Regions from separate parts of the Homo sapiens genome. Here region 2 is linked to region 1. A link is an interaction called in ENCODE POLR2A ChIA-PET data of the cell type or tissue named here. Cell type or tissue: PC-3. All regions are shown on one strand. Each heading gives the region's core, and the rest is flanking DNA. Links, peaks and the distances in the headings are about the cores only.

Evidence for each region. ChIA-PET counts read pairs that join two places held together with the same protein. Peaks named below come from ENCODE experiments on the same cell type or tissue, not always from the same donor. Only the 100,000 strongest peaks of a DNase experiment are listed, where the experiment ranks them.
Region 2: POLR2A ChIA-PET joins it to region 1 with 10 read pairs; 2 of 35 experiments call an interaction of 5 or more read pairs at or near these places.

What each region holds. Positions count from the first base shown.
Region 1 is chr4:98,423,542-98,439,356 of GRCh38, forward strand. RAP1GDS1 (Rap1 GTPase-GDP dissociation stimulator 1) reads left to right here. Exons shown (of 15, transcript NM_001100427.2): 13 at 10,395-10,521; 14 at 13,399-13,527. Among named protein-coding and RNA genes, the nearest start is that of RAP1GDS1, 170 kb to the left of the region's middle. In PC-3, for the core only: no CTCF peak of the experiment used is centred there; DNase peaks (open chromatin) are centred at 7,330 and 7,680; H3K4me3 peaks cover 841 bases; H3K27ac peaks cover 2,886 bases.
Region 2 is chr4:98,374,377-98,390,191 of GRCh38, forward strand. It overlaps RAP1GDS1 (Rap1 GTPase-GDP dissociation stimulator 1), which reads left to right. Exons shown (of 15, transcript NM_001100427.2): 5 at 4,641-4,787. Among named protein-coding and RNA genes, the nearest start is that of RAP1GDS1, 120 kb to the left of the region's middle. In PC-3, for the core only: no CTCF peak of the experiment used is centred there; no DNase peak of the experiment used is centred there.

The sequences.
Region 1 (15,815 bases), core at 2,722-10,721:
TGTTTTTTCGGGGTTTTTTTGAGACAGAGTTTCGCTCTTGTTGCCCGGGCTGGAATGCAATGGTGCGATCTCCACTCACTGTAACCTCCGCCTCCCGGGATCAAGTGATTCTCCTGCCTCAGCCTCCTGAGTAGCTAGGATCACAGGCGTGCACCACCATGCCCGGCTAATTTTGTATTTTTAGTAGAGACGGGGTTTCTCCATTTTGGTCAGGCTGGTCTCAAACTGCCGACCTCAGGTGATCCGCCTACCTCGGCCTCCCAAAGTGTTGGGATTACAAGCGTGAGCCACCACACCCAGCCATTTAGTTTTCATTTAGAAAGATGTCTCTAGGGTTTAATGGGGGTAGAAAGGACAGTTATTGCAAAAATATATATGAGAGTTGATAAAGGACTGAATTAAGGTTTTGAGTTGAGCAATTTGAAATTGCTGATATTCAGCCATTTTTGAAACAAATTTCATATGGGTTATTCAACTAGAAGCAGCGAGGATGGAAAAGAAGAGACAGACCTGAGAAAAATATGGGTGGTAGAATTGACAGATTCAACAGTAGAATTAAAGGAGGAGGTAGTTTTAGAGCTAATTCCAAGTTTGGGGTTTACCACCAGATTGGGTTATCATGCCATTCAACAAAATAAAACACTATAGGAAGAGGTGCAGCTAACACTCCCTAAACTTGCCCACTCGCCCATGCTCTTTGGAGTCATTACCCTTAATCTTTTTGCTCTACTCCAAGAGAATCTCCACCATTGGTTTGCAGGGGTATACAATCATTTGGATTTCCCTGGGCCATATTGGAAAACGAATTGTCTTGGGCCACACATAAAATGCACTAACACTAACAATAGCTGATGAGCTTAAAAAAACAAAAATCACAAAAAAAACTCAAACACCTGTGGCATTTGAAGAAGAAGAGAAATCTAAAAGTTTAGAAAACCAGCTGAGTGCGGTGGCTCACGCCTGTAATCCCAGTACTTTGGGAGGCCAAGGTAGGTGGATCATTGTGGTCAGGAGTTCCAGACCAGCCTGGCCAACATGGTGAAACCCCATCTCTACTAAAAATGCAAAAATTAGCCAGGCATGGTGGCGTGCGCCTGTAATCCCAGCTACTGGGGAGGCTGAGGCAGGAGAATTGCTTGAACCTGGGAAGCGGAGGTTGCAGTGAGCCAAGATCGTGCCACTGCACTCCATCCTGGGTGACAGAGCAAGACTCCCAAGACTCTGTCTCCAAAAAAAAAAAAAAAACAAAGAAAACTTTTGGAAAACATATTTGGGAGAATAATCAAGGAAGACTTCTCCAGTCTTGCTAGAGACCTAGACGTCCAAATACAAGAAGCTCAAAGAATACCTGGGAAATTCATTGCAAAAAGATCATTGCCTAGGCATATTGTCATCAGGTTATCTAAAGTTAAGACAAAGGAAAGAATCTTCAGAGCTGTGAAGCAAAAGCACGAGGTAACCTATAAAGGAAAACCTATCAACTTAACAGTGGATTTCTCAGCAGAACCCCTACAAGCTAGAAAGGATTGGGGCCCTATCTTCAGTCTCCTTAAAGAAAGCAATTATCAGCCAAGAATTCTGTATCCAGTGAAACTAAGCTTCATAAATGAAGGAAAGATACAGTGTGTTTCAGACAAACAAATACTGAGAGAATTCACCACTACCAAGCCAGCACTACAAGAGCTGCCAAAAGGAGCCCTAAATCTTAAATCCTGGAAACACATCAAAACAGAACCTCTTTAAAGAATAAATCTCACAGGACCTACAAAACAAAAATACAATTAAAAAAAAAGTGGGGGGTATACAGGCAACAGATAGCATGATGAATGGAATAGTACCTCACATCTCAATACTAAGATTGAATGTAAATGGCCTAAATGTTCCACTAAAAGATACAGAATTGCAGAATAGATAAGAATTCATTAACTATCTGCTGCCTTTAAGAGACTTACCCAACACATAAGGACTCACTTAAGGTAGAGGGGTGGAAAAAGACATTCTATGTAAATGGATACCAAAAGTCAGCAGGAATAGCTATCTTGTATCAGGCAAAACAAACTTTAAAGAAACAGCAGTTCAAAAAGACAGAGGGACATTATATAATGATAAAAGGCCTTGTCCAACAGGAAAATATCACAATCCTGAATATATATGCACCAAACACTGGAGCTTCCAAATTTATAAAACAATTGCCAATAGACCTAAGAAACAAGATAGACAGTAACACAATAGTGGGAGACTTCAATACTCCACTGACAGCATTAAAGAGGTTATCAAGACAGAAAGTCAACAAAGAAACAATGGATTTAAACTATACCCTAGAACAAATGGACTTAACAGATATTTACAGAACATTCTACCCAAAACTGCAAAATATACATTCTATTCATTAGCAAATGGAACTTTTCTCCAAGATAGACCATATAATAGACCACAAAACAAGCCTCAATAAATTTTAAGAAAATTGAAATTATGGCAAGTACTCTCTCAAACCACAGTGGAATAAAACTGGAAATCAACTCCAAAAGGAACCTTCAAAGCCATGCAAATACATGGAAATTAAATAACCTGCTCCTGAATGATCACTGGGTCAATAACAAAATCAAGATGGGAATTTAAAAATTCTTTGAACTGAACAATAAATGATACAACCTATCAATACCTCTGGGATACAACAAAGGCGTTGCTAAGAGGAAAGTTTATAGCCTGAAATAGGCATTTCAAAAAGTCTGAAAGAGCACAAAGAGACAATCTAAGGTCACATTTCAAGGAACTAGAGAAACAAGAACAAACCAAACCCATACCCAGCAGAAGAAAGGAAATAACCAAGATCAGAGCAGAACTAAATGAAATTGAAACAAAAAAGACAATACAAAAGATAAATGAAACAAAAAGCTGATTATTTGAGAAGATGAATAAGATTGATAGACCATAACCAAGAAAAGAAGAGAGAAAATTCAAATAAGCTCACTTAGAAAAGAAATGGGAAATACTACAACTGACACCACAGAAATACAAAAGGTCATTCACAGCTACTATGAACACCTTTACATGCAAAAACTAGAAAACCTAGAGGAGATGGATAAATTCCTGGAAAAATACAACCTTGCTAGCTTAAATCAGGAAGAATTATTTAGATACCCTGAACAGACCAATAACAAGCAACCAGATTGAAATGGTAATTTAAAAATTACCAACAAAAAAAAGTCCAGGACCAGACAGATTCACAGCTGAATTCCACCAGACATTCAAAGAATAATTGGTACCAATCCTATTGACACTATTCCAAAAGATAGAGAAAGAGGGAATCCTCCCCAAATCATTCTGTGAAGCCAATATCACCCTAATACCAAAACCAGGAAAGGACATAACAAAAAAAGAAAACTACAGACCAAAATCCCTGATGAACATAGATACAAAAATCCTTAACAAAATACTAGCTAACCAAATCCAACAACATATCAAGAAGATAACTCACCATGATCAAATGGGTTTCATACCAGGGATGCAGGGATGGTTTAACATACCCAAGTCAATAAATGTGACACACCACATAAACAGAATTAAAACAAAAATCACATGATCATCTCAATAGATGCAGAAAAAGCATTCCACAAAGTCCAGCATCTCTTTATAATTAAAACTCAGCAAAATTAACATACCAGTGACATACCTCAATATAATAAAAGCCGTCTATGAGAAACTCATATCCAACATAATACTGAATGGGAAAAAGTTGAAAGCATTCCCTCTGAGAACTGGAACAAGATAAGGATGCCCACTCTCACCACTTCTGTTCAACAGGACTGGAAGTCCTAGCCAGAGCAATCAGACAAGAGAAAGAAATAAAGGTCATCCACATCGGTAAAGAGGAAGTTAAACTGTTGCTATTTGCTGATGATATGACTGTATACCTAGAAAACCCTAAAGACTCCTCCAAAAAGCTCCTAGAACTGATAAAAGAATTCAGCAAAGTTTCCAGATACAAAATTAATGTACACAAATTAGCTCTCCTATCACCAAGAGCAACTAAGCTGAGAATCCAATCAAGAACTCAACCCTTTTACAATAGCTGCAAAAAATAAAATAAAATAAAATACTTAGGAATATTCCTAACCATGGAGATGTAGTTTTACAAGGAAAACTACAAAACACTGCTAAAGAAAATCATAGATGACACAAATGAAAACACATCCAATGCTCACCGATGGGTAGAATCAATATTGTGAAAATGACCATACTGCCAAAAGCAATCTACAAATTCGATGTAGGTCCCATTAAAATACCACCATCATTCTTCACAGAACTAGAAAAAACAATTCTAAAATTCATATGGAACCAAGAAAGAGCCTGCATAGCCAAGGCAAGACTAAACAAAACAAATCTGGAGGCATCACATTACCTGATTTCAAAGTATACTATAAGGCCACAGTCATCAAAACAACATGGTAGTGGTACAAAAATAGGCACACAGACCAATTGAACAGAATAGAGAACCGAGTAATAACCCCAAATACTTACAGCCAACTGATCTTTGACAAAGCAAACAAAAACAAAATGGGGAAAGGGCACCATATTCAACAAATGGTGCTGTGATTATTGGCATGGAAGAATAAAACTGTTGCCTCATTTCCAACTTAATACAAAAAAAAAATCAACTTGAGATGGATCAAGGACTTAAATCTAAGACCTGAAACTAAAAATTCTAGAAGATAATATCAGAAAAAGCCCCTTCTAGATGTTGGCTTAGGCAAGGATTTCATGATCAAGAACCCAAAGCAAATGCAATAAAAACAAAGGTAAATAGCTGGGACTTAATTAAACTAAAGAGCTTTTGCATGGCAAAAGGAACAGTCGGCAGAGTAAACAGACAACCCACAGAGTGGAAGAAAATCTTCACAATCTATACATCTGACAGAGGACTAATATCCAGAATCTACAATAAACTCAAACAAACTAGCAAGAAAAAAACTAATAATCCCATCAGAAAATAGGCTAAGCACATGAATAGACAGTAATGAAGATATACAAATGGCCAACTTATGAAAAAATGCTCAGCATCACTAATGATCAGGGAAATGCACATCAAAACCACAATGCCATAACACCTTACCCATGCAAGAATGTCCATAATCAAATAAAAAAATAATAGATGTTGGCATGGATGCAGTGAATAGGGAATACTTCTACACTGCTGGTGGGAATGTAAACTAATACAACCACTATGGAAAACAGTGTGGAGATTCCTTGAAGAACTAAAAGTAGATTTACCATTTGATCCAGCAATCCCACTACTGGGTATCTGCCCAGTAGAAAAGAAGTCATTATACAAAAAATATACTTGCACACATGTTTATAGCAGCACAATTCACAATTGGAAAAATGTGGAACCAACCCAATGCCCATCAGTTAACGAGTGAATAAAGAAACTATGGGGCCAGGCATGGTGGCTCACGCCTGTAATCCCAACACTATGGGAGGACGAGGCAGGCAGATCACCAAGTCAGGAGATCAAGACCATCCTGGCTAACATGGTGAAACCTCGTCTCTACTAAAAATACAAAAAATTAGCCAGGCATGGTGGCGGGCGCCTGTAGTCCCAGCTACGCTGGAGGCTTAGGCAGGAGGATGGCGTGAACCCGGGAGGTGGAGCTTGCAGTGAGCCGAGATGGCACCACTGCACTCCAGCCTGGGTAACAGTGCAAGACGTGTCTCAAAAAAAAAAAAAAAAAGAAAAGAAACTATGATGTGTATATATATATATGATGGAATGCTACTCAGCCATAAAAAGGAATGAATTAATGGCATTCGCAGCAACCTGGATGAGATTGGAGACTATTATTCTGACTCAGGGGTGGAAACCCAAACATCATATGTTCTTACTTATAAGTAGGAGCTAAGCTATCAGGATGCAAAGACATAAGAATGACACAACAGACTTTGGGGACTTAGGGGTAAAGGGTGGGAAGGGGGTGAGGGATAAAAGACTACAAATATGGTGCAGTGTATACTGCTCGGGTGATGGGTCCACCAAAATCTCACAAATCACCACTAAAGAACTTACTTATGTAACCAAACACCACCTGTTCCCCAGTAACCTATGGAAATAATTTTTTTTAATCACAAAAGAATTTCATAATGTTTTAAGAAAGCTACGAATTTGTGTTGGGCCACGTTCAAAATCATCCTGGGCTGCAGGTTGGACACGCTTGGTTTAGAGTTTTGGCAAACCATAATTGTATTAACTAATTTACAGACATGATCCTGGCATCTGAATTTGGAACTCTCAGATAAATTCCTGTTACATGTAGTAGTAAGGCTCGTGGAAACCTTGATTAATCTAGTATCTTCAGTATCAACTAACAGAATTACATAACCAAACCATTCATGGACACAAAAATATGTCCACAGGAAGATACATCCCAGCTTCTTAGAAACATCTGAATTTAGGAGCCAGAACTACTTAAATGCTATAATATTTAATAAATTTAAAGATTTTGAGGCTTTTCTGTGAATTTTGTTCATAGATCCCCCTTTCCCTCATCTAACCTCCCACTTCTCGCCCATCCCCGAAAAGAAGAGTTCAAATACCCATCACCACGCAGGTTCTTTGAATGATGAGAACTGTGGCATGGTACCCTTTTAGGAAAAGGTGGATGGGGGTGTGTGTAGCAGAAAACAACTTGAAATTATATAGGATTGTAACTTTATAGTTACATATTACAACTTTAGGATTACAATTCAATACCTTTACATATCTTTCCTACAATTGAGAGTATACTGCTGCTAAGCAGCCAAGGAGCCTTGATTCTCACACTTTAATGAGCAGAACTATAAAGTGTGTTAATTGCATGAGTTCTATGTCAGAGCTGTTATTTTCTAACTTAACCAGTGTTACAGTAGACATGACTGCTTTTGAGCAGCAGTTCAAGTTTGTTTCATCAAATTATAATCCCAAGAAATCTTCTACAAAGAAAGAGTTGCATAGGTAGATTAGTTATGCAAATAGTAATTATTTTTTTCTTTGCCTTTGAGATTCACAGCACACATTAATACTAAAGAAACCTCTTTAATTTTATTTGAATCCACTGATTGCCAAACTGTTTGACCATGGATCCTTTCTGCAGGTGGCATCTGTTATTACACTGGACGTACTTTGGAAAAATGCTGTTCTAGAATAAGTTTTTAAAATAATTAAACACCAGGTTCAAATGTATTACATTCCTGTAGATCCTTAGCCAGCTGTGTGAATCACAGCTCTCTCCTTGTGTTGTTCTTAAACTTTGAAGATCATACCTCACCCTGAATTCCGTCTTGGAGTTCAACCCTTCAAAAGTTTGCACTGACTCACAAGGTTTCATGCTGCTTAGTCATCTCAGCACTTTGCAGTGTATTCCTGTGCTGATGCTCTTAGGTAAAGTCACACCTTTCTTTGAAAGAGTGCCCTAGTCTAGGACTGCTGACCAACTAGCTGAATCTTCCAATTATAGACATCAAAAATGTAAAGAGAAATATAGGTTGCCTTTATACCAGGAATATAAAAACTCCCTGCTATCAAAGCCAGCACTTTTCTTTAACCTTTAAGAGTAGAGAATTCTTTATCAGTTACCAGGCTAAAAACTTGTTTAAACAAATGTATTTAGTCATTTGCTCATTCATCCAACAAACATTTATTTAAATCCCGTACTGAAAAGGCTTTGATGATACAATCTTGAAAAAGAAAATTTTTGTTAAGTGGCTCACCAACTCAATGGCTATACCAACCGGCAATCTTATAAAATTACCTCAAATCAAAGCCTATCTGAAAATATTCCGTTGTGATCAACATGATACAGTTTTCAACAGTCTTAACCTGGGTTGATTTCACTAATCAAGGGCAAATTGACTAAATGCTAAATAGATGAAATTGTTAGCATGGATAATTTGCCTTGGTTTTATATATACCAAAATTTAGCTTTCTATAAGAATAGAACTATGAAATAAAACATGTTTCAGACTGCATAAAGCATCTCCAGAATTTTTAAGAACAAAGACCCACTAATCAGCCAAACTGCCTAGGTTTTAGCCTTGGCTTTACCACTTATTTATTGTCTGAACTTGGGCAAATGACTTCATCTGAGCTTCAGTTCCTTCATCTATATGAACAGGAGATGATATCTAGCTAATGAGATTTTCTGCAGGATAAAAATTTGCTAATATCTATAAGCTACTCAGTACAATGTCCAGCTTATAGTTATTGCTCCATAAAGGGTTGCCATCAATATTATTCTGTCACATGTGACGAATACGATGTTTTATCTATTTTTTAATCCCATATTCTATAAGGCAAAATGATTTCATAGAATAGCTATTCAATAAACATTTGTTGAAGTAGTTGGTGAGAGGGCAGGAATTTTTTTTTTTAATTATACTTTAAGTTCTAGGGTACATGTGCACAACGTGCAGATTTGTTACATAGGTATACATGTGCCGTGTTGGTGTGCTGCACCCATTAACTCATCATTTACATTAGGTATTTCTCCTAATGCTATCCCTCCCCGCTCCCCCCATCCCACGACAGGCCCCAGTGTGTGATGTTCCCCAGAGGGCAGAAATTTTAAAAAGGACTCAGGTATCTGTTCCGGAAAAGTGAGATGAAAGTATACCTGGCCAAAGAGAGGACACTGTTCATTTCTGATGTACACATTTCCTTAGTTCATTCCCTACTCTTCCTTCTACTACACTGGTCTTTTAAGTGTGATTAGAAACATAGAGGACAAAATGACAGTTCAAACATCTTCCCTAAATGATTGCATATGTATCTGTTCATCTCTTATGGTCTTCTTTACTCAAGCTCTTTTGTGATTTTTATAAAATTTTTTACTAAGAATTCTGTGTCTGTTTCAAATAAACTGTTGCTGAGTAAACAGTAAATTGGGGAGGTTAGAAAAAGCTTTCTAAAACAGATTGATGGGGAAAAATGTATTAGATGCCAGAACACAGCTACCATAAAAACTTAGTTCTTGGACTCTATTTAGCAAGTTTGATCACTAAACAAGTTTGGGCTCAAAGCAAAGATACTTTCTAAAAATAGTTTTCTCAAAAAATTTTTATGAAATGGAAGCATAAAGCAAACCCTTTAAAAATATTTTAGCAAATTTGGAAAATATTTCCAACTACAATTAATTTTGAAGCTGACTCAGGCTTTTTAAAATGTCCAGACCTTCAAATTATTAAAAATATTGAAAATAGAGAAAATTATTTTTAAAATATTATTGAGACCTCCTACTAAATCAGATTTAGTTCAAGAGTTCTAAGACAACGGAACCCTTGGTGGAATGAAGACCAAAAAGGGTACTAGAAATAAAGGTGAACATTTTTTTTTTCATCTAACTTTTGCCAGATGGTCTTATATGTTTTCTGTGTAATAACTTTGTAATAACAAAAACCTATGAGATATATACTTACATCATTCCAGTGACATGGAGATAGTACTGAGGTAAGAGAGGTTCAGTAATTTGCTCAGTCAGTGGGATTTATTGAATCCAGAGCTTGATGTCTCCTCTGTCATGGAGAGAAGACAGAGCTCTAAGCACCATGAGAAATGAGGGCAGATGGAGAATTTTAAGTTCTGCTCAGTCTTTTTGCATGTAATTCAGTTTTCATATTTGTAAGATTAAATCAAGGGGTAAAAAGTACTTAAAATTTTTTCATAAAAGCTTTACCTGGAACATCTGCAGAACAACTACCTGGCACTATCATGAAAATTTAAAAGCAACTTTTTTTTTTTTAAGAGGCAGGTTCTCACTCTGTCACCCAGGCTGGAGTGCAGTGGTGTGATCATAGTTCACTGCAGCCTTGAGCTCCCTGGCTCAAGCAGTCTCCCACCTCAGCACCCTGAGTAGCTGGGACTGCAGATGTGTGCCACCATGACTGGCTAATTTTTTTATTTTTTGTAGAGATGGGGTCTCGCTATGTTGCCAGGCTGGTCTCAAGCGATCCTCCTGTTTTGGCCTGTCAGAGCACTGGGATTAACGTCCTGAGCCACCGTGCCCAGCTGAGAACTTTTTTAAATTCCAAGTTTTATTCTTGTTTGTCAATCCTAAGGTAGGTCAACATTTAAGGCAGTGACATTTTTACTTCTTTGGCTTTGGTAGCTTCTAAGCCTTCTGTTTTTTAATATGAACTGCAGTGGTCTTTTCTACTTAGGCAATTTAAGTTGTCATCTTTTGATGAATGTATTTAAAGCTAAAAGCTTTTTCCTTTTCTTCTGTGGAGAAAAAAACTATGATTAAATCAAATGATTCATACAGGACACTGTCGCAAAACCACTCAACAATGAGTTGACTGATTTTAATGCATGTTCCTTATGTTTAAAATTAAAGTCTATAATTCTCTGATATTATTTATTGTAGGATGTAATTAAAACCATTGTGCAGAGTGGTGGCATCAAGCATCTAGTTACCATGGCAACTAGTGAACATGTAATAATGCAGAATGAAGCTCTTGTTGCTTTGGCATTAATAGCAGCTTTAGAATTGGGTAAGTACCCCAGTGACAAACTTATTTTCTTCTATTTTTATCTTGGATGAAAGGAAGTATAGAAGTGGAGTTGAAGTCAGACAGAACCTTGACTGGAAGCATTTTGCTAGTGTCTGTACCGTTCTCTGAATCTATGGAAAATCATTCTATATAGATTGTTACAGCTGTCCCCTTTGGCTGTGTTTTTGGTAACATTTTTAGGGCAATGCATTAAGGTAAGTTTAACTTTTAAATAATGTCTCAAGTTACAGCCACTTAGAGAATAGAGAAAACGTTTTCAGCAGGCTTCACAGAGAAACCAAACAATATTTAGAATATGACAGCATATGAAGAGTCTGCTACTCTCCCAGTGACCCATACTTTCTCTTCCATCTCTGCTGGTTCTCTCTACTACCGATTCTTTCTTGCTGTTCTCCTTCTCCATCACCGTGACTTCTATTGCCTTACTCTAATGTCTTGTCTTCTGTGTTACCCTTCTGTGTGTTTTGCATTCAGAACTCCCCCAAAGCAGAGGCTAAATAGGCTAAATAATTTCATTAGTTTCAGTTTAACATAGCTTTTTTTTTTTTTTTTTTGAAACAGTCTTGCTTTGTCACCCAGGAGGCTAGAGTGCAGTGGCGCAATCTCAGCTCACTGCAACGTCCGCGTCCTGGGTTCAAGCAATTCTCGTGCCTCAGCCTCCTGAGTAGCTGGGATTACAGGTGCATGCCACTGTGCCTGACTAATTTTTGTATGTTTTGTAGAGACAGGGTTTCACCATGTTGGTCAGGCTGGTCTTGAACTCCTGACCTCAAGTGATCCACCCACCTCAGCCCTCCCAAAGCGCTGGGATTACAGGCGTGATCCACCATGCCCGGCCCTAATATAGCATTTCTGTTGGGCAGAATTCATCACGAGAAGCTAATCCGTAGACATCTAGTTTATGAATAGCATAAGCTGGATGGCTTTGGAGCCAACCCAAGACAGTCAGCCAGGGATGGTGTAATAGAGTCACGTGGCCTGTGGTTAAGGCCTAAGGCTGCTTAACACAAAGGAGGACTTTACACTTAGTAGGGATGTCCTATCCAATTCAAAGCCATTTGGGTAAATACTGTTAACTGATAGCCTCTTAATTCCCACTGACAACTTAGATCCATAATTCTCACACTGGGGCGAATGGACCCTCCAACCCCAGTTCCAGGAAGAGGAAACACTCATGTGAGTATTTTTTTATGTGCATAGTGTGTAATGATCAAGTCAAGGTGTATAGGATATCTGTCTCCTTGAATGGTCTGTTGGTGACTGGAAGCCTTACCAATAACAGTCAGTGAACATATATTTTGTATATGAATTATATACTATATTCTTATAATAAAGCCAGAGAAAAGAAAATGTTAAGAAAATTGTAGGGAAGAGAAAATATATTTACTATTTATTAAGTAGAAGTGGATTATCAAGAAGGTCTTGAATCCTTGTCTTCACACTGAGTAGGCTGAGGAAGGGGAAGAACAGAAGGGGCTTAGGCTTGCTCTCTCAGGGATGGCAGAAGAGAAGAAAATCCAGGTATAATTGGACCCACACAGTTCAAACTTACGTTGTTCAAGGGTCAACTGTATATTCTTTGGTGAAATGCTGATTTTTGTCTTTTAACCATTTTTTTTTTGACTGTTGAGTTTTGAGAGTTCTTTATATATTCTAAAAATTTTGTAGTTCTATATTTTACATTTAAGTCTGTAATCCATTTTGAGTTAATATCGGTATAAGTCACGCCTGTAATCCCAGCACTTTGGGAGGCCGAGGCGGGTGGATCATGAGGTCAGGAGATCGAGACCATCCTGGCTAACACAGTGAAACCCCGTCTCTACTAAAAATACAAAAAATTAGCCGGGAGCGGTGGCGGGCTCCTGTAGTCCCAGCTACTTGAGAGGCTGAGGCAGGAGAATGGCGTGAACCCAGGAGGCGGAGCTTGCAGTGAGCCGAGATCGCGCCACTGCACTCCAGCCTGGGCGACAGAGCCAGACGCTGTCTCAAAAAAAAAATATATATATATATATATATCGGTATAAGGTACGAGGTTTAGGTTAGGGTTCATTTTCTTTGTCCCATGGATGTCTAATTGTACTAGCACCTTTCGTTGAAAAGCTGTCTTTCCTCCACTGCACTGATTTTGTACCATTGTCAAAAGTCAGTTGAGCATATATGTGTGAGTCTATTTCTGGGTCTTCCATTCAGTGCCTTTGACATAAGTGCCTATGTTGCCACCAGTAATATGCTATCTTGATTACTGTAGCTATAGAGTAAGCCTTAATACTGGATGGAGGAATTCCTCACACTTTATTCTTCTTTATCAAGATGGTTTTAGCTATTTTAGGGCCTGTGGCTTTCCATGTAAGTTTTAGTATAAGCTTGTATATTTTCTACAGAAAATCTTGCTAGGATTTTGATTGAAATTCCACTGAGTCCTTATCTTTTATTTGTGGAGGGAATTATGTGATTTATAGGATTTGCTCCAAAATAATTTGAGATGGATGACAGCAGGTGAATGAGAGAGATCGGCCATAATTCTTTAAGGTGATAAGTGCATAAGGTATATTATTATACCATCTTTTCTGATTTTGCATATGTTTAACATTTTCCATAATAAAAAGTTTAATTGTCTCATATTAAAAGAAATGTGTTAGTATTAAATAGTAAGCTTAAACACCTGAAGTGTCTACTAAAATCTAATTCTATTTACTCTTTTCACATGGTCTGAATTTAATATTATTTTTCTAGGTCATTATTATTTATCAGTTCCATTTAGAAGGTTTCGTATGGTCAATTTCTTCAAAATGAAGCAGTGTTTATCCTGAGGATACTGGGTTCGTACGCAGTAGATATACTTTGTTTTATTTGTAGGCACTGCTGAGAAAGATCTAGAAAGTGCTAAACTTGTACAGATTTTACATAGACTGCTAGCAGATGAGAGAAGTGCTCCTGAAATCAAATATAATTCCATGGTCCTGATATGTGCTCTTATGGGATCTGGTAAGTATTCTTCTATCATTTGATGTCCATAAACATATGGTTCACATTAAATATTAAATATAGAGTAATAGTAAATGATGGTTTTGGGTTTTAAAGCCGTTAGAAATTAGTTTATGGAGGTTATAAGATAACTTTTTTCCCCTATTACTGTAAACACTCATTTCTTCATGGTGATGACATTGAAAATCTTCTCTTCTAGCTGTCTTGAAATATACACTACATTGGTATTTTCTAGCCATCCAACTGTATAATAGATAGAATTACTTTTCACTGAAGACATTCCCAAAAGATTCTCACTACAATAGAAAGTATCATATAGCAAATCTAGACAACATTCAGTATTGCAAAATCAGTAAGTCTCATGAACCCTAAAATGTTATTTTATAGCAGGCACAGGTTCTGATTTTGTATGCCATAATATTAACTAAGGAATTTGTTTAGGAGGCCAGGCACGGTGGCTCATGCCTGTACTCCCAGCACTTTGGGAGGCTGAGGTGGTGGATCACTTGAGGCCAGGAGTTCGAGACCAGCCTGGCGAACATGGTGAAACCCTGTCTCTACTAAAAACACAAAAATTAGCCGGGAGTGGTGGCACACGCCTGTAGTCCCAGCTACTCAGAAGGCTGAGGCAAGACAATCGCTTGAACCTGGAAGGCAGAGGTTGTAGCTGAGAGATTGTGCCACTGTACTTCCAGACTAGGCAACAGAACAAGACTCTGTCTCAAAAAAAAAAAAAAAATTTTTTTTTTCAACAAATCATTGGTATATCTTCTATGGACATTGGCATATCTTGGTATATGTTCTATGGACACCTGAAAAGAGTGTGTATTATGCAGTTATTGGGTACTGTTGTATAAATGTGAATTTGATTCTGTTGGTACTAGTGTCAAGTTTCCTTTATTCTTGCTGGTTTTGCAGTTAATTGTTCTGTCAATTGTCGAGAGGAAGGGTGTTGAAGTCTCCCACTGTAGATTTACCTATTTCTCCTTTCAGTTCTGTCAATTTTTGCTTAACATAATTTTCAGCTCTGTTGTTAGGTACCTACACCTTTAGGATTGCTGTGCTTTCTTAAGGGATTGACCCTTTTATCATTATATAGTGTACCTCTCTCTGGTATTTTTCTTTGCTCTCGTCAACTTTATCTGACTTTAACATAGCTACTTCTGCTTGTTTTTTTATTATTACTATTTTATTTTCTTTCATGTGCCACTACAAGAAGCCATCCTACTTTCTTTTGAATAACATTCACATGATCTTTTCTCACTCTTTTAGTTTCAATCTGCTGTATTTGAAGTGAGTTTCCTGTATACAGCACAAAGTTGTCATTTTCTAATCTACTCTACCAGTCCCTTTTGTGTATTTAGACCATTTACATTTAATGGATGACTGATATGGCTTAAGTGTGCAATCTTATTTTTGTTTTCTGTTTGTCACATTTCTTCTTTATTTCTGACTTCCTATGGGTTAAACATTTTTTAATCATTTACATTTATTCTTCCATATATATATATATATATATATCTTTTTTTTTTTTTTTTTTTTGAGACAGAGTCTTACTCTGTCACCCAGGCTGGAGTGCAGTGGCGTGATTTTGGCACACTGCAACTTCTTCCTCCAGGGTTCAAGTGATTCTCATGCCTCAGCCTCCCGAGTAGCTGGGATTACAGATGCCTGCCACATCACACCTGGCTAATTTTTGTATTTTTAGTACAGGCGGGGTTTCACTATGTTGCCCAGGCTGATACTGAACTCCTGACCACCCGTCAGGGTGATCCACCTGCCTTGGCCTCCCAAAGTGCTGGGATTACAGGTGTGAGCCACCACGCCCAGCCTCTCACGTATATCATTCTTAAATATTTCTTCTACATATATTTAGAATCACGTTAGACAGTGTTACAACTTTTCTTTCAACCACCAAACATATTTCAGAAAACTCTTTGAAAGAGAAGGGAAGTCTATCGTATTTACGCACATTTTTAGATTTCTTATTTTTGTTATAATCATTCCCTTTCTGTTTAGAGAACTTCCTTTAGCCATACTGCTAGCAACAGATTTTTAGCCAAAAAAAATTTTTTTCATTCATAATGAAAGGGAAATGACATTGTCAAATGACAGAAAATGGGTATAGGATTCTGGGTTCACAGTTCTTTTCTTTCTTTACTTGAAAACTATTGTGCCACTTTTTTCTAGCCTCCCTGGTTTCTGATGAGAAATCCATTGTGTTCTTATGTGTTTTATTCCCCTGTAGGTAAGGTTTCATTTTTGTCTCTCAAGACTTTCTTTGCGTT
Region 2 (15,815 bases), core at 3,022-11,021, 49 kb before region 1:
TTCACATCTATTCATGGATATTATTCAGTTTTTCCACTAGATCCTGTAACGTAGTCATTATCGTTAAAGTCCCTGTATGATAGTTTTAACATCTGGATCACCTGTGAGTTTTGTTGGTTTCATCTTTTGACAGTGAGTAATTTTTTTCTTAAAATGCATCTCAACTTTTTATTGCAGCTGGATATTATTGTAGGAAAACAGATTAACAGTATTTAATCTCTGGAATTGAGCGCACTTCCTTTTAATTTAGGGTGTTCGCATAGGGTAGAGGTCAAGCCAGTCTAGTCAGGAGTCGAACTAGGTTCATGTTTTGTTGTTGCTCACCTTACTTGAGTGCAGTATGTTCTTCAAATTCCTTTAGTAGTCGGCCGTTCTTACTTTATGCTTAGAGTATGGGTGCTGGAGGACTTTCCTTAGTGTTCTTGCTTTGACTTCAGGCTTGGACCCGTTCCCGCACAGCTGTGGGCTTTTTCTGTGCTCTTGCTCCTCTCCCAGTGGTAAATTGTTGTTAACAAGGAACATTCCTATTACAGTTAGCCTGTAGAGCAAAATCCCATTTCTAAACAATACTCACACACACAAAAAAGAAACTTAAATATTTCACAGTGTTGTATTATATTCTATTATATGGAGTGGTGTGTTAGTTTCCTAGGGCTGCTGTAACAAAGTACCACAAACTAGTTGGCTTAAAATAAGAGAAGTTTATTGTTTCACAGTTCCAGAGATTTTTAAGTCTGAAATCAAGGTGCTCACCAGGGCATGCCTCTCTCTGAAACCTGTAGGGGAGGAGGACATTTTTGCCTCTTTGTAGCTTCTGGTGGTCCCAGGTGTTCTTTGGCTTATGGTAGCATAATTCTAATCCCTGCCTCTGTCTTCACATGGCATTCTCCTCTGTGCATCCCCCTCCTCTTATAAGGATACAAGTCATATTGGATTAAAAATCTGCCCTACTCCAGTAGGACCTCACCTTAACTAATTATATCTACAATGACCCTGTGTCCAAATAAGGTCACATTCTGAAGTGCTAGGGATTAGAACTTAAACATAGATTGAAGGAGGGCACACAATTTAACCCATGATAAGTAGAAATGACATTTATGTCTCAAAAACATTACTCATATCAGTAACATTATCTCCTATAGAAAAAGATACTAAACCACAGAATATTAAAAGCCAGGCTAAGAATACACTAACATATTAGAAAGATTTTTGATACTTGCTTCCTTTTCAATTCAGATAAATTTAAAGATGCAAGTGACAGTTTTTAAAAATCACATTTTAATATGAAATGTACAAAGTCCAACGTATGTGTGTGTGTCACTCTCACAATCATCCATCCTCAAGGTGAATAGTAATTTATCAATATCTGTCAAAAGGCCCCATTCATTAAAAAATTCTTGAGTACCTACTATATACTAGGCATTTGCCATACACAAGGAGGAAACGTAGTAAAATCCAAAGTTAGGATGCACTGTACGACATGCCACAATAGTTAGATTCAGTGGCTGTATTTTAGGTCTTTTCCTCACCCTTAGTGTATAACTTGTACCTGATAATAGTGTTTAACTTGATAACATTTTTTTTTTCTCATTTGTGAGACATGATAACCATGACACAAATTTTATTGCTGCTTGCTTTTGATTACAGAAGGGTAATGGAAGTGCAGTAACTCTTTAGATTTAAAGCCCTGCTCTTAGCTAATGTGAAGAATGATCATACTTGTGCTGGAAACTGCTTTGTGTGAAAGATCATCATTAAAGGATTTAATAGGACTTTAAAGAGTGGGCTGCACTTTTTCCAGTGGTTGGATGCTTCATAATTAAATGAGGAAAATTGAGATGTAAATTATATTTTTAGAAGTGACAGCTCAGGATGCTTCATAGGTTAGCTGTTACTTATGAGAAGAGTGAAAGATGAGCTTACACTTAGGGATACACAAGTTTAGGATAGGGAACCTTTTGAGAATTATTTTTAAGTGAACAATAATACTCATTATGATAATGTAACATGAAGGTATAGAGTTAACTATGGAAAACCAATTTATATGGACTTGTGCAATGATAGCTGTTGTATTTAAAATGATTTGTTTTCTAAATACTACTGGAAAAATAAGTCAGTTGTAAGATACTTCTAAAGATGACTTATGTCACTGGTTTTGCTAAAGGAACACATTATTATCATTTATTCCTTTGAATCCTTAAATTCTATTAAATATTTTTAAAAAAATGCTTTTACTGTGTTTCTCAGGCTGACTTGTCCAAAGAAAGAAAAAAGCTGTATAATCAATCATTCCTATAGTGGTGGTTAATATTTTTTGAACCCAGATCACTATTATTGTAATACATGCTTTGCTTTTCTTCTCATATTTGGTAATAATGTAATTTCTAGTATACAGATTGTGTTTATGCCTTGCAAACAATTCTCAATAACACATGAGCAAAAAGCTGTGTTATAGACAATTCAGAGGAGGGGGGTGGAAGGAGAGGAGGAGAAGAAAAGCACTGTGGCTCTGAAACACAAATAGGTAATTTGCTTTTAATTGTATTGTGTTTTTATTGCATCAAATTTGTTGAATAAGTTTGTATTTTAATTTATTGAATTATGGAATTTTTGAACATTTACTAGCTTAGTGTGGATAAGAAGCCAGCTTTCATTCACAGTTCATTGCAAATAGGTGCCACATAGTTTCTAAGCCCTAGTTTCCTAGTATATGAAATTCCTAATATATGAATACAAGGCTTAGTTTAGCTATTCTCTAAGATGTCTTCTTCTAAGTAAGTCCTAAGCATACATGATTTATATTTCAAAAGCCCAGTTTACTCAGGAATTAGAATCAAATACTATTCGAGCTTTGCAATTTAGGATGGGATGTACTATACCTTCATATTATTGAAGGTCTGAACATTTAGATTTGTAATCCTAATGTTCAGTTTTCTGAGACATCATCCACATAGAAATTGCCCAGTAATTTAGATAATTTACATCTATGTTATGGAAAACAAAAATTTGGAAATTAGATTTCTAAATGAGATTTGACCAATTGTTCTTGGCTGGTTCATCTAGCTAGTTACTCTGGCAGTATAAGAATTTTCTGTGATCTGATGAGCTGATTAGCATACAGTCCTGTTTTCCATCTTTATAACAATACAGTAAAACTAAGTGGATAAAACTGTTTTGTTTCATTTTAGTGTGGATTTCCTCAAAAATTTTCAAAATTATGAACATAGTATTTCTGAGGTCTTACTATATAATTGTGTGTGTGTGTGTGTGTGTGTATACCATAAGAAATTACATATTTTAAGTTGTATCATCTAATATGATTCAGCAACAGTAATAAAGATGTGACCTTAGTTTCAGTTCTTATATTTGGAAAATGAAAATCTTTCAAATTGTAACTAACTTCGTAGCTGTAATTCCTTTGTGAGTCATTTATTTTGCTGATCTTTGTGCTATATTTCTGTAGCTGAATAGTACAGTGTGGTAGCTACTAGCCAAATTTAGCTACTGAGCAATTTAAATGTGGCTAGTCTGAGTTGAGATGTAACTGTAAGGGTATAAAACACTTGGATTTTGAAGATATATTGTGAAGATGATAATACAAAATATTTTGTTAATTTATTGATTTGCATATCAGAGTGATATATATTGAATTGAATAAAATATTACTAAAATTAATTTTCACCTGTTTTTTAATGTGTCTATTAGTAAATTTAAATTACACATGTGGTTCACATTTATGGCTCACACATTTCTCTTGGACCTCTTCTAGAGGGTGGTTATATTTTATCTAAGGTGTCAGATTTAGAATGACACGTATTCTTCTTTTAATTTATTTTCATTCTTATGTTCAAAAGTTAGAAAGTAGTCTAAAGCTGTTTGTATGTTCTGACAGTTAAGTAACATCTGTTTTATGCAATGTAGATGGACACATAATGGAAGTTATGTTTGACCATCACTTGACCACTTTTTGTAATGTTGAATTATATTGGTGTGCCCTAGAAGAGAGGGAATAAGGAAAAAAGAAACAAATCAAGAATGAAAAAAGGGAACATGCTTCTGGACTATAGGAAATGCCATTAACAAAGACCATAGTACCAATATTCAGGAATTACCTATTATGATTTAGAGTTACACCATATGGTTTTCTTTAATAAGAGCTATTATCAAAGACATAATAACGTTCCCATATGGTTTTCTTCGATAATAGCTGATTTTGAAAACCAATGACAAAAAGTTATATTTAGTGATTTTTTCAACCTGAGGGACAAAAACTTATATCAATAGAATATCACTTAGTTTCTGTTTTTTTCTCTTACACAGCATTGTCATTTGTGAAAGAGGGAGTGAAAGTTTTCATATTGTAAACTTCTAGGACACAGGGAAGTTCTGTAAGCTCCTATATGATGCCAATGAGAATAATCTTGGTTTGCTTAAAAAGTGATTGTCTCTTTTCCCCATCCCACCCCCATTTCCATGTTTATTTCTTTTGTTTTTTTCTGAAAAGACATATTTAATGTCCTGCCTAGGTTTATTTTCTATTTATTCACAAAATAAAGAATAACACTGTTATGTTTTGTATTTGAAATTGTAAGGTACATTTCTTTTTTCTTTTATTTTTAATTTAACTCTTTGTTTTACAGATGAGGGCAGAAGTGCAGTTGACCAAGCAGGTGGTGCACAGATTGTAATTGACCATTTAAGGTCACTGTGCAGTATAACAGATCCCGCCAATGAGAAGCTCTTGACTGTCTTTTGTGGCATGCTGATGAACTATAGCAATGAGAATGGTAAACAAAACTGAAAACTTGCTTTATCTCTGGGGGAAAAATTAAAAATTATCTTTACTATAGTGCAAAACAAAAATATTTGAAAAATGATGAACAAAGAATTCGTAAGTGGCATATAAAATTAATAATTAGCCAACATTAAATTTCAATGTTTCAAAAATGTAAAATGGTTAATTTACTAAATGGGACTAATTTTTGAAGGGCTGCCAGTTTTGATCAGTATCAAAAACAAAAACTCCACAGCCCTATAGTATGATTTAAGCATTCTTACTGTGAACATTTTAAAAATAAACAATATTAAAATAGTTTTATCTTCGTTATATATATACCAGGAGTAGCTTTAAAATATGAACACTGTTTGCAGAAGTAAAATTATTTTATCTAGATGCTAGGTTTACTTCGAATAATTTTTTAAAACTCTAATAAAATCTGGCTTTAGAAACAAGTTCAGAGCAACTGTAGAGATCTCATTTTAGAAATTTAATTATTGTAAACAGCAGTTTCTTTTCTCTGTAAAACATTTTTAGACCCTAGAAACAAGTGATGTATCAATAATTTTCAGATAGCCTATATGGTTAATTAAATGCATATAAATCTGTGATATTAAGGCTTCACAATACGTTTGTGTCACAAAATATCCATTTGTTTCTTTATCATCTTATGTGAATCACTGTGTGGATCAGACATTCAAATTTTGGTATGTTCCTGGTATGTAACACAAATAAGGTCTTTCTGTGGTTTGTTTCATAATGGCATTTTAAGTTGTGATATTTTGGCAGAGACATTTTATTTGCATATTAGACATGCAGTATTATTCTTTACTTTCGTGTGTTGTAGAAACACGTGGCCCTTTTGGCATACTTTTTATTTTTTTTCACATTTTATAGTTGTGGGTCCAAAGAAATATTCTCAATAATTCAAAAAAAAAAAAAAAGATAAACCTTGGCAATAAATGGCTACTGATATTTGGCCCTTGTTGTTAGTGACAACAGTGAATGGTGGGGACTGTGGTAAGTTGAAGAGCCCTTGTCCTATTGAAAGGGGAAAACCACTACTCTTCTCTAGCCAGTTGTTTCTGTATGACGGTTTGGCCAAATACTGCCCAATCTTTATATTTTGGGGATGGGAGGTGGGGGAGAAAGCTGAAATGTCTAGTTTGTTATGTGACATCTGAGTTTTAAATGTTGGATTACATATTTTTAATACTATAGAAGCTAAACAGAAAGTATCTTCAGGCCTCATCCTGTCCAAGGGCTACCAGTTTTAAGCCTTTGAATTAAGATAATAGAGTTTTTATTGATCAAATGGCTTACATATTAAACTTGAGCTAATAATAAATGGTAGTCTTCATAGGATAAGTTACATCTGTTTTTCCTTCCTTCTGGTGGAATCAATTTTGAAGAACAAATGCCCTAAATATAAATATGAGAAACAGAAAGGACAGAGCCTGAGAAATCCACAAAATAAATACATATTTCCTAAATAATTGAAATTTAACCACAATACATAGGTGTCTGAATTGCATTAAGAAATCATTGGTCAGATTTTCATATTGTTTTCTTTGCTTTTAACTGCATTTGGGCTTGGACATTTGAGGAAGTAGGAAGAACACTAAATGGGAAAAAGTTTTAGAAATATAAATGAAAGAAATTTTAAGAAGTTATTCCAGTTTTGGAAGTAGTAGAATTAGTCTTGTTATGCATCTAACCTAGCTGTTAGTTCTTTGAGGAAGCTGTTAAAAAAAAATCTGTATAGAGGTATTAATATATCAGATGGCTGGTCTTCAAAAGCATCACTATTTCCAATCCAAAGCAGTGATTGAGTCCCATAATATTATAGGGTATCCCAGTGTGTAGAGAAGTGTTCTGAGAAAGAAGATTATAATTAACAGCATGTGGAGTGCACAGTCTAACTGTATAATATATATATTTTTTGAAGAGTAGGCTTTTTTCTAGAGCTCAGGCATTCCCAAGAAATAACTTAGAGACTTTAGAAAGCTATATTAACTTTTCTCTGAATATTATTAGACAAATGGTCTTTTTCTTCCTTTATTTCAAAAGCTGCAGTTTGCAGCTTTTAAAACTTATCGAATAAAAAAGACATAATCTTGAGTATTTTTAAGAAACAAATGCGAAACTTGTAACTATCATCATCTTTCCTCTACTTCCTTTTTACATTTTGTCTGTCACGAGTGTCTTAATTTGTGAAGTGATTCTTTTTCTTCTAATGTTCACTGAAATTATATCCTTTTATGTATGTTTGGCATAATTATTAAAGCGTCTTTATTGTTTTGTCCATTATTTGCTTTCTCTTTTCCTTAAAATTTATGTTTGAAGACTTAAATATTACATCATCTTTACTGACTCAGATTGTTTGGTATTGATCATGTGTACCTAGATAAGTCCCTGAAACAAAAAATAACAGCTTTTTGAAACTCAGGAGGCACTTTCTATTAGCACTAATAAGTGAAGTTTCTTTTTATATGTATTTACTATGTAGAACATCAGTATACAAGACTCTGCTAATTTATAAGTAAAATATTGAGTGACAAATAGCTTTTTCCTGCTGTAGTAGAAAAGTTAACTGCCTTGGACCCAATAACTTAAGCCGTATCTGTAGTTAGGAAGTTATTGTTCTTTAGCTGTATGTATAAAATGTTTAAAGTATGCTTATAAAAAAAAAGTACTGAGAGTGGTCACAAAAATCCACCAACATAGTTTCCCTGAAGAGAATATTTTCAAATTATTTATTAGTCTCAAAATTGAAACTTAGAATGTCTTGATTCAGAAGCTTCCTGTTCATACAGTAAAACTCAGAGCATATCCACTTTTTAAACCCATTAAATAAGGAATAAAACAAGTTTCCTAAACACATGCAAGTCATATATGTTATGAAAATATTCAGTAAAGTCATTTTTGTACCATTTGCTAAAGCTGTATATAATTCATAATTTATCAGTTTCAAAAGTTTTAAACTAGCTCAAGACTCTATACCTCTAAGCTATGAGCTGGATATATACTTTTGTTTCCCTATTGGTGAAGCAGTTAATACTCAGGTAAGTGTAGAATAATCTGAATAGCAAAAGTTATAATTGCTTAGCCAAAGAAGTTGTATCAATAATGCATAAATAAAATAATATTTAAATAACACAAAACTTTAGTAAAAATTGTTTTAAATTTATCCATTTTGGAAAAAATATACATGTTTTTCACATGGTGAAAAAGCACTCTTTGATTCTGTGGCTCATGAAAATAGCCTGAATATTTGACAATTATGGCTGTAGAAAAGCTTGTTGACACTTTGACATTCAGTTTGAGGGAATGTGTTGAACTTGCTATTTTTTTTTCTTCATTTTGTTACAACTTTAGTTATTCTATAATCCAAGGAACTCAAACCTTTAATTGTAGGTATTTTAATCTCATTAGTTTGTTATCTGTTTCCTAGCTTTGGTTACCCAATGCCAAAACATTGCAGTGATGACTGAAAATTTTGTTCAGTCATCCAGCTGTTTTCAAATATAACACTGTTTTAGCACATAGGAGTTTGGAAAATTTTCATTGATTGACTTTTTCTGGATACTTATTATCGTCTAAAATTTTCATTAGCAAATTCAATACTTGGAAGAGAAACATGTTATTGGAATGCATTTGCTTCATTAAATAAGTTAGAACCATTACAAACTCTTTCCCACTATGTTAGTTGATGTTCCTTATCTACGTATGATACATGGTGGCAGCAGTAAGGGGCATTGAAAACACACTGGTAGTAACAAGTACCAGATCTGTAATTAAAAATTTCCCATAGGTGATCCACAAGCGTGTTGAGTCTGCATTTGTACACTTGAATTAATTGCACGTTTGAATAGAAACAAACCAGTGATCTAAAGCAAAGCACTAAAGACCAGAACACCACCTTGTTGACAAATCTATTGGTAGTCACCATTGTTGTAAGTAGATGTAATTAATCAATAAATATCTCATGGAAGGTGTAATTGAGGGTTTAACTTTTTCTCCTAGTATTGTTGTGCTAGAGACACAAATAGAGGGAAAATTCTATTATAACTCTTAAAGAAAGTGGTAAATGATAAGCATTAAACACTAAAGTTACTATTTTACGTAAGCTATGCCATAAGAGAGAAAAGTAGAGGCAATTGAAAGATGCCATCAGGAAAGGAAAAAGTATCTTCTAAAATTATTAACATATGCAGTCTAGGCTTCTTCATCTGACCTATATTTTATATATACATGTATGATATGTGTATATATGATTTCTACAAATACAGCCGATTTTTCTAATATTTTAATTACTCCTCATTATTGAAAAACTAATTTCTCTTTTTTTGTAGTTCCTGAAATCTCTCTGAGATACCTACATGATAATTCTTATATTTATTTGTCGCATGGGCTGATGATAATTAAGCTATGGTTGAAGGGAGGCCATGTATGTAATTTAGGAAGTGTAACACCTGTGGCATATTATTGAAGCATGACAACTGAGTTTAAATATTAAGCTCATTGTTTAAATTCACTTGTTTAAAAAAGGCCTATACTACTTCTCCCCATATTAAAGATTATTTAATGTGTAATTAATCTTAGCTGCTACTTTCAGTCAATAGCAACAATTTCTTAGTTCATAATTAAAAACTAAAAAGCATGTTGGCCTGAGCTGCATGTTTATCCTTATGTTTCAGTATTACAATACTTTATTACGGGTGAAAAAGAGCATTTCCTAGATGTGTTAGATGTTTAGAAAAATGATTTGCTTCACATGAGTGAAGAACTATTTTTAAACTTTACTTACTGTGGTTACAAGCTAGTTAATAATTTATATATTTCCTAAATAGTAAATTATTTTTACCTTACTCTAAGGAAAAAGAACAAAACAATATGTAAAAGGTAAAATTGTATCTTTGCAATTTATTATCTTTTTTAAAGTTTTTCTTCTTTCTCAGAGATCCTTGTTCTGATACTGTCTTTTTTAATGAAACTAATTTTCCATCATACTACCTTACATGTATTTTATTTTTCCTCTATTTATGAAGACATGGGAGATGTACATTTAAGTTAACATCTTTTGAAGCCCAGTTTGTCACTTTTTACTCCAGTGAGTTAAATGAAGTGTGTTGAAGACTTATTGGGCAGCTGAAAAGTACTTAGGCTTTTTTATTCTTTCTTTATTATACTAACTGTTGTTCTTTATTTACTGTTGTTCTCTTTTTTAAAAATTCCTGAATTTTTGCTGTTTGTCCAACAGCTTTCTAGTCAGTTTGCTGAAAAAGGTTGCTTTCATAAAGTTCTACCACAAGTGTTATTTTAAACAAATTGTTTCACTAAAGAATAGAGCAGTTAGTTAGTCTGGTGCCTCTTGCTAATTCAACCTATTAAATTTGACCAATTAGACCAGGTTAGCTTTTAGTGATAATCTTCCTAGACTATTTCTATGATAATGCTGTTACTTAATGAACAGGCTGAGAGCTTGATTTTCAGTAGAGGTGTATCAGATACACATTTTGGTCTAATTCCACATGATCAAGTATTGGCATTTATATTCAGCTTTGGCCATTAGAGAATGAACTTCTGAATGTAAGAAGCTGAAATTTTATCTTAGAAAAATAAAATTATTATAGTCTTTTTGTCAGTAATTTTAGCAGTCTAATACTTAAAATTTGGCATTATATTATTACAGGAATAATACTTTCTCAGCATTGTTAGCTTCTAGATTGCTACTGCGATTATGATAATGCATTTAATATCATAATACCACATAGATGCCCACTTAGTTGAGGGCAGTGAAAGGGCAAAATATGTTTGGAGTTGCTCATTCTTTAGTATGGTTTTCTCATTTTTATTTGCTTTATGTCTGGATTGAAGATTAATCATAGCCGTTATCAAATATTATTTTCAAGATTTTTCTCATTGTGAAAATTTGAAGTGGAAAAATTGGTTTTCTGATTTTGATTTCATCCTTACAAGATGTATATCACCATTAATTATTGGTGCATTTTAATATAATAATATGCATTTACATTTCAACTGATAGAATTTCAACATATAAAGCATATAGGCAAATTTTCTCTTTACATGAAATGCTTACCTATATTTAAAAATAAATATTCAGATAGTAACAAGTCTGAAAGACCAGGTCTTTACTGTAAGTGTTCCTATACTAGTTGAAATATGATGATATGAGGCACATAATCATTGATCATGCACAAATTTTTAGGTTCCAGAAATGATGTTGAAGTAAGCATTGAGCTGTTTGGCCTTTCAAAAGCTGAGGCTAAAATCAGAGGTAAATAATAGGTTTTAGCCAGATATCTGTATTTGCGTGTCTAATTTAGGCCATTTACAAAGTCCATTCAGAGAGGCGCTGAACCCAGAAAAGCATCATGTGTAAATTAACTTTTATGAAGATTATTAATCCTGTTTTTTTAACTATAAGTAAAATCCAGTTAATACTGTACTGCCTATATTGTTTTATTTACTAAAAAATTTTTAAGTCCTACTTGAAAAACTAGAAAGTGAAATGCTTTTGAATATGCAGATGTATCTTGTTAACAGAATTTTTGCCTTGCAAATAACTTCTGTGCAATTTTAAACTGTAAAAACTAAATTACAATAATGCCCCATGGTAACTAGAAAAGTTTTTTTTAAGCTAATATATTCTTTTGTAAAAGAAGGGATTTCTATGTTTTTAAGCATATGTTTGTAAGATACACGTTGGAATATAAATTAATTTGGCATTAGCTTAACTTGCTGTACAAAAATTCAGGCTTAAATTTATACTTACTGTAGATGTGGTCTTTATCTCAGCAGTGCTGTATGAAAGCAGAGACTGAATTGGTTTCTCTTAATAAATGCTGCTTAAGCAACAGCTGGCAGTAGTCCTCTTTAAAAAAAAAAAAGACATTTAACTTAAAAGACCAGTTTTTTTCTGAGATGAAAGCGTAGAGTTTTCTTTAATCAGAATAAACATATCTATAGAATTTTTTTGTAGCAGTATTCATTGTAACAAAAGTTGATCTGTAACAAATAATTAACCTGTAGTAAATATGGGGAAAAATTATCTACTAGATTAAGGCATAATCACTCTAGTTGTCATTATATTGAGAACAGTAAATGAATAAGTTTCTTAAGAATAATAAAATATTTTTACTATCTGTTGATTTTTGCTTTGGCATTTTTTTGTTGTTGCTTCTGTTTTACATCAATCTCACACATATAATTTTGCCATTTATATTTAAAACTTTTACAAAAGGGAAATTTTGCCATGTAGAGACAATTTTTATTTTCAGAACCCAGAAAGAACCTTAGAATTATCTTTTCTAGTTTTTTATTTGTTAGCGACTAGGAAGAAATGTATAAATGTATTGTTTTAAACCTCCAATATTGTCAATATTAATGAATGTTGGCTTTTTTTTTTTTTGAAATTTCTATGTATCATTGAAATGTATAATGGGGCTTAAAGCGACAATCTGGGTGCAAAACACATGCATGTTTGATATAAAGAAGGCTTTAAAATAATTGAATTTTAAACACATGTAAGTAATCTAGTTTTTATATCCTCAACACTAGGCTTAGAATAAAGTTCTCCACTTTATAAACATTTGAGTATATAAAGTTTTTAACCACTAATCATCCTCTTGGTAGCCATATTTAAGTCAGTTTACTTTGCAGTGTTATAATAGAGCTAAAACTTGCTTGAACTTGAAGCTCTACTTCAGTTGTATCGTTTCTAATTTTTAATTTTCATATCCTTTTTTGGAAATACAGATATGTCATTAAATCAAAGGTAGTTTTCTTCAGTCTTTATTATGCCCAAATGATTTTTAGCCAATTTGTATTAGAACTTTTCATCAAGAGTTTTATTTGCTTCTTTCACTGTTTCAACTATGCTCAACTCATTTGACTGTAGATGGGATTTTTAATGCAAGCCTGTAAATGGCAATATCATATCATTATACTGTGAATAATATATCTACGTACTAATGTACAGACTGTATTTTGAATTGTGTCTTGTCTTGTTTTTACAAGTTCATTCTTAAGTTCTATTTACCAAAAAGCTTAATCTTATAACATTGTCTATAAGGCCTTAGGAATAAGGTAAACCTGTTATAATCTTCTTAACAAACTTATTTTTAGTAACTTCAGTTGAATCACTGGAATTCTCAGCATACTTTTCTGGACCTATAATCTAGTTATACCAATGTTTTAAACATTAAACTTAAAACTCAGGGGGGAAAAGGTTCCTCAACTTGAGATCTTCTCTCCAGATCTCCATTCTTTGGAGTTTCCATGAGTGTGACCTGAAGAACTTGGAACCATTGAAATTCAAATGTAGGTAGGTAAGTGTTCACACCAGCGCATGCGTTGATTGCCTTATATCTCTTTGTATATGCATCTGTATTGCACCCCCTCAGTGCCTTTCTTCCTCTTCCTCCCCATAGATCATGTAGGGCCTGTGTCATTTTGATATTATGTAATTTCGTAAATCTGTATTTGGTCAGTGTTTGTCTGTGATGTGTGTCAGGAGCAGTTAAAACAGAGTCTTCGGACATTTATGACATTGTGCTGTCTAAAGACTGTCTTTCACACATAAGTGTTTGCTATGTATGGGCCTGGGTTACATTTTTGTGAATTGCTGTGTTTGTTGAGCTCTGATAACATTCTCCTGGAGGTGCTGATATTCACTGAGGGAGGCAGAAGTAGTAGTCTTGCAGTTGCTTCACTTAATCTGCCTAATGTATCTAGAGAACAAGAACTATTTCTAGTTCTCAGAATTTCTTCCTGTTTGTCTTTCGCTTAAAAGTCATACTCCTGATAACATTCATGATACCATGGATGTCAGCTATTATCCTTTGAAAAACATTTGCAAGTTTTCTTTGGGCAATAAAAAAGATGATCAAATGAATCATTTGTTTATGTCAATAAGAATATCAACTTATCCTACACAAACAGGACCCCTACTTAATCTTTTCAAAAAACAGCACCGCCACCTACTGAATTGTAACATCTACATAGTAACTGAAATAGGTAGACTCAATCTGGAATGATCTCTTAGGCTTAAGTAGAGTTTCTTCTCAAATAAGCATGATGAGATGTTAGGAGCTTTATTAGTGTTATTTCTCTGAAAATATCAGAGTGCCAAAATCTAGGATTCCTACCAAGCTTTTATCTAATTTTTTTCCTGTTATCACTTCTGCTAAGCACATCATTGAACTTCAGAATATTTACCATGTTTCCCACTCACCTCCCAATCTCTTATAAAAATGAGATAGCCCTGGTGGGCGCTGTAGCTCACACCTGTAATCCCAGCACTTTGGGAGGCCGAGGCGGATGGATCGCCTGAGGTCAGGAGTTCGAGACCAACCTGTCCAACATGGTGAAACCCTGTCTCTACTAAAAATACAAAAATTAGCTAGGTGTGGTGGCAGGGGCCTATAATCCCAGCTACTCGGGAGGCTGAGGCAAGAGAAGTGCTTGACCCTGGGAGGCGGAGGTTGCAGTGAACTGAGATCACACCACCGCACTCCAGCCTGAGCAACAGAGTGAGACTTCGTCTCAAAAATTTTTTTTTTTAAAATTAGGTAGTCCTTTGACACTGGTTCTTAAATTTTGGTCTTATGATTTTAGATGTCTAAAAATTATAGAAGACCTAGAAGACTTTTTTTATGTATTTGGGTTATGTCTGTCAATATTTACTGAATTAGAAATTTAAATGAAGAAAATATTTAAAATTATTTAGTATTTCATTTTAAAATAAGAAACCTATTATATGTTAACAGAAATAACATTTTTATGAAAAATATTTTCCCAAAAAAATTGCTGCAAAGAATAGCAGTTTGTTTTACTATTTGTGATGGTGAAGAAAACAATGGCTACTAATACAATTTGGTGCCATTGCTGGTGTTCATGCTAAAATGCCAGCAGTTTTACCTACCATTGCTTTCGTACCATTGGTACAAATGTCAACACAGTGGCAAGAGCAAATAAAATCTTGGGATTTTTATGAAAATAGCTTTGACTTTGTGATCCTCTGAAAGGGTTCCAGGGACACTTTTTGAGAACCATATTCTAGGAGGCCTCTTTCTTTGTCCATGAAGTGGAAATTTATATCAACCTGTTTCTGTAAAAGTGTGTTTTTTTTTTCTCTCTCTCTCCTCCTCTGGACCTTCATTATACAAGTAGAATGGCAGGCCTGCCAGTCGGTGTGAACAAATTTTAGAATTATTTGAGTATGATTATTGTTTTAGTTAGCATCATAGAAGTAGATAGATATAAAAGAGAGCACCCAGTTGGTCCACAGTGAGTTCATCCAACTGGATGGCTATATATTTTTCTCTTTTGTGTGGTATGTGTGTTGTATGTGAGTATATAATGAATTTGGCTCCTGGGTAGTTAGACACATTTTCACGAAGCAACATGATTTTCATGAATTATGGCAATACCTACAATGTGCCATTTGGCTATGCTAACTTTTTCTCCCAATCTGCCATAATTTCAAATATTACTGCTTCAATTTGTATGCCAAAGATTGTATTAAGCGCTATAACATTTCTTTACTTTTCACCCCTCTTTTACCTGGAACCAAAATTTGTAACATTGTAAAAGCAGTCCAGAAAAGTGATAGATATGCCAAGTTAGCAGAACATGAAGAGCATTATCTTCTAAGTGGTATTCTTCTGTTATCTTCTCCATAAAATGTGTTATTCCTCTGATGTCCCTGGACTGTTGGATTTTTCATAGTTTGTACCAACAGAACTGAGGGGGTGTGTGATGCTTACATATATGCAGACATATAGTGGAGTTTGACTCACATTCAATGCATGCGCTAGTGCTCACGCTTACATACCTGAAATTTAATGATTCATCAGCTCTGCAGTATTTGACAAAGTAGTGAAAATGAATACATATATAAATAAAAATACTGCTAAAGAACAAGGATCTTCAGAGGTGACCCTCTAGTAAAGAGCCCTATCTACTGGTAAGTAACCTAAATAATTTCTAACTTGGAAAGCTCCTTGGTGCA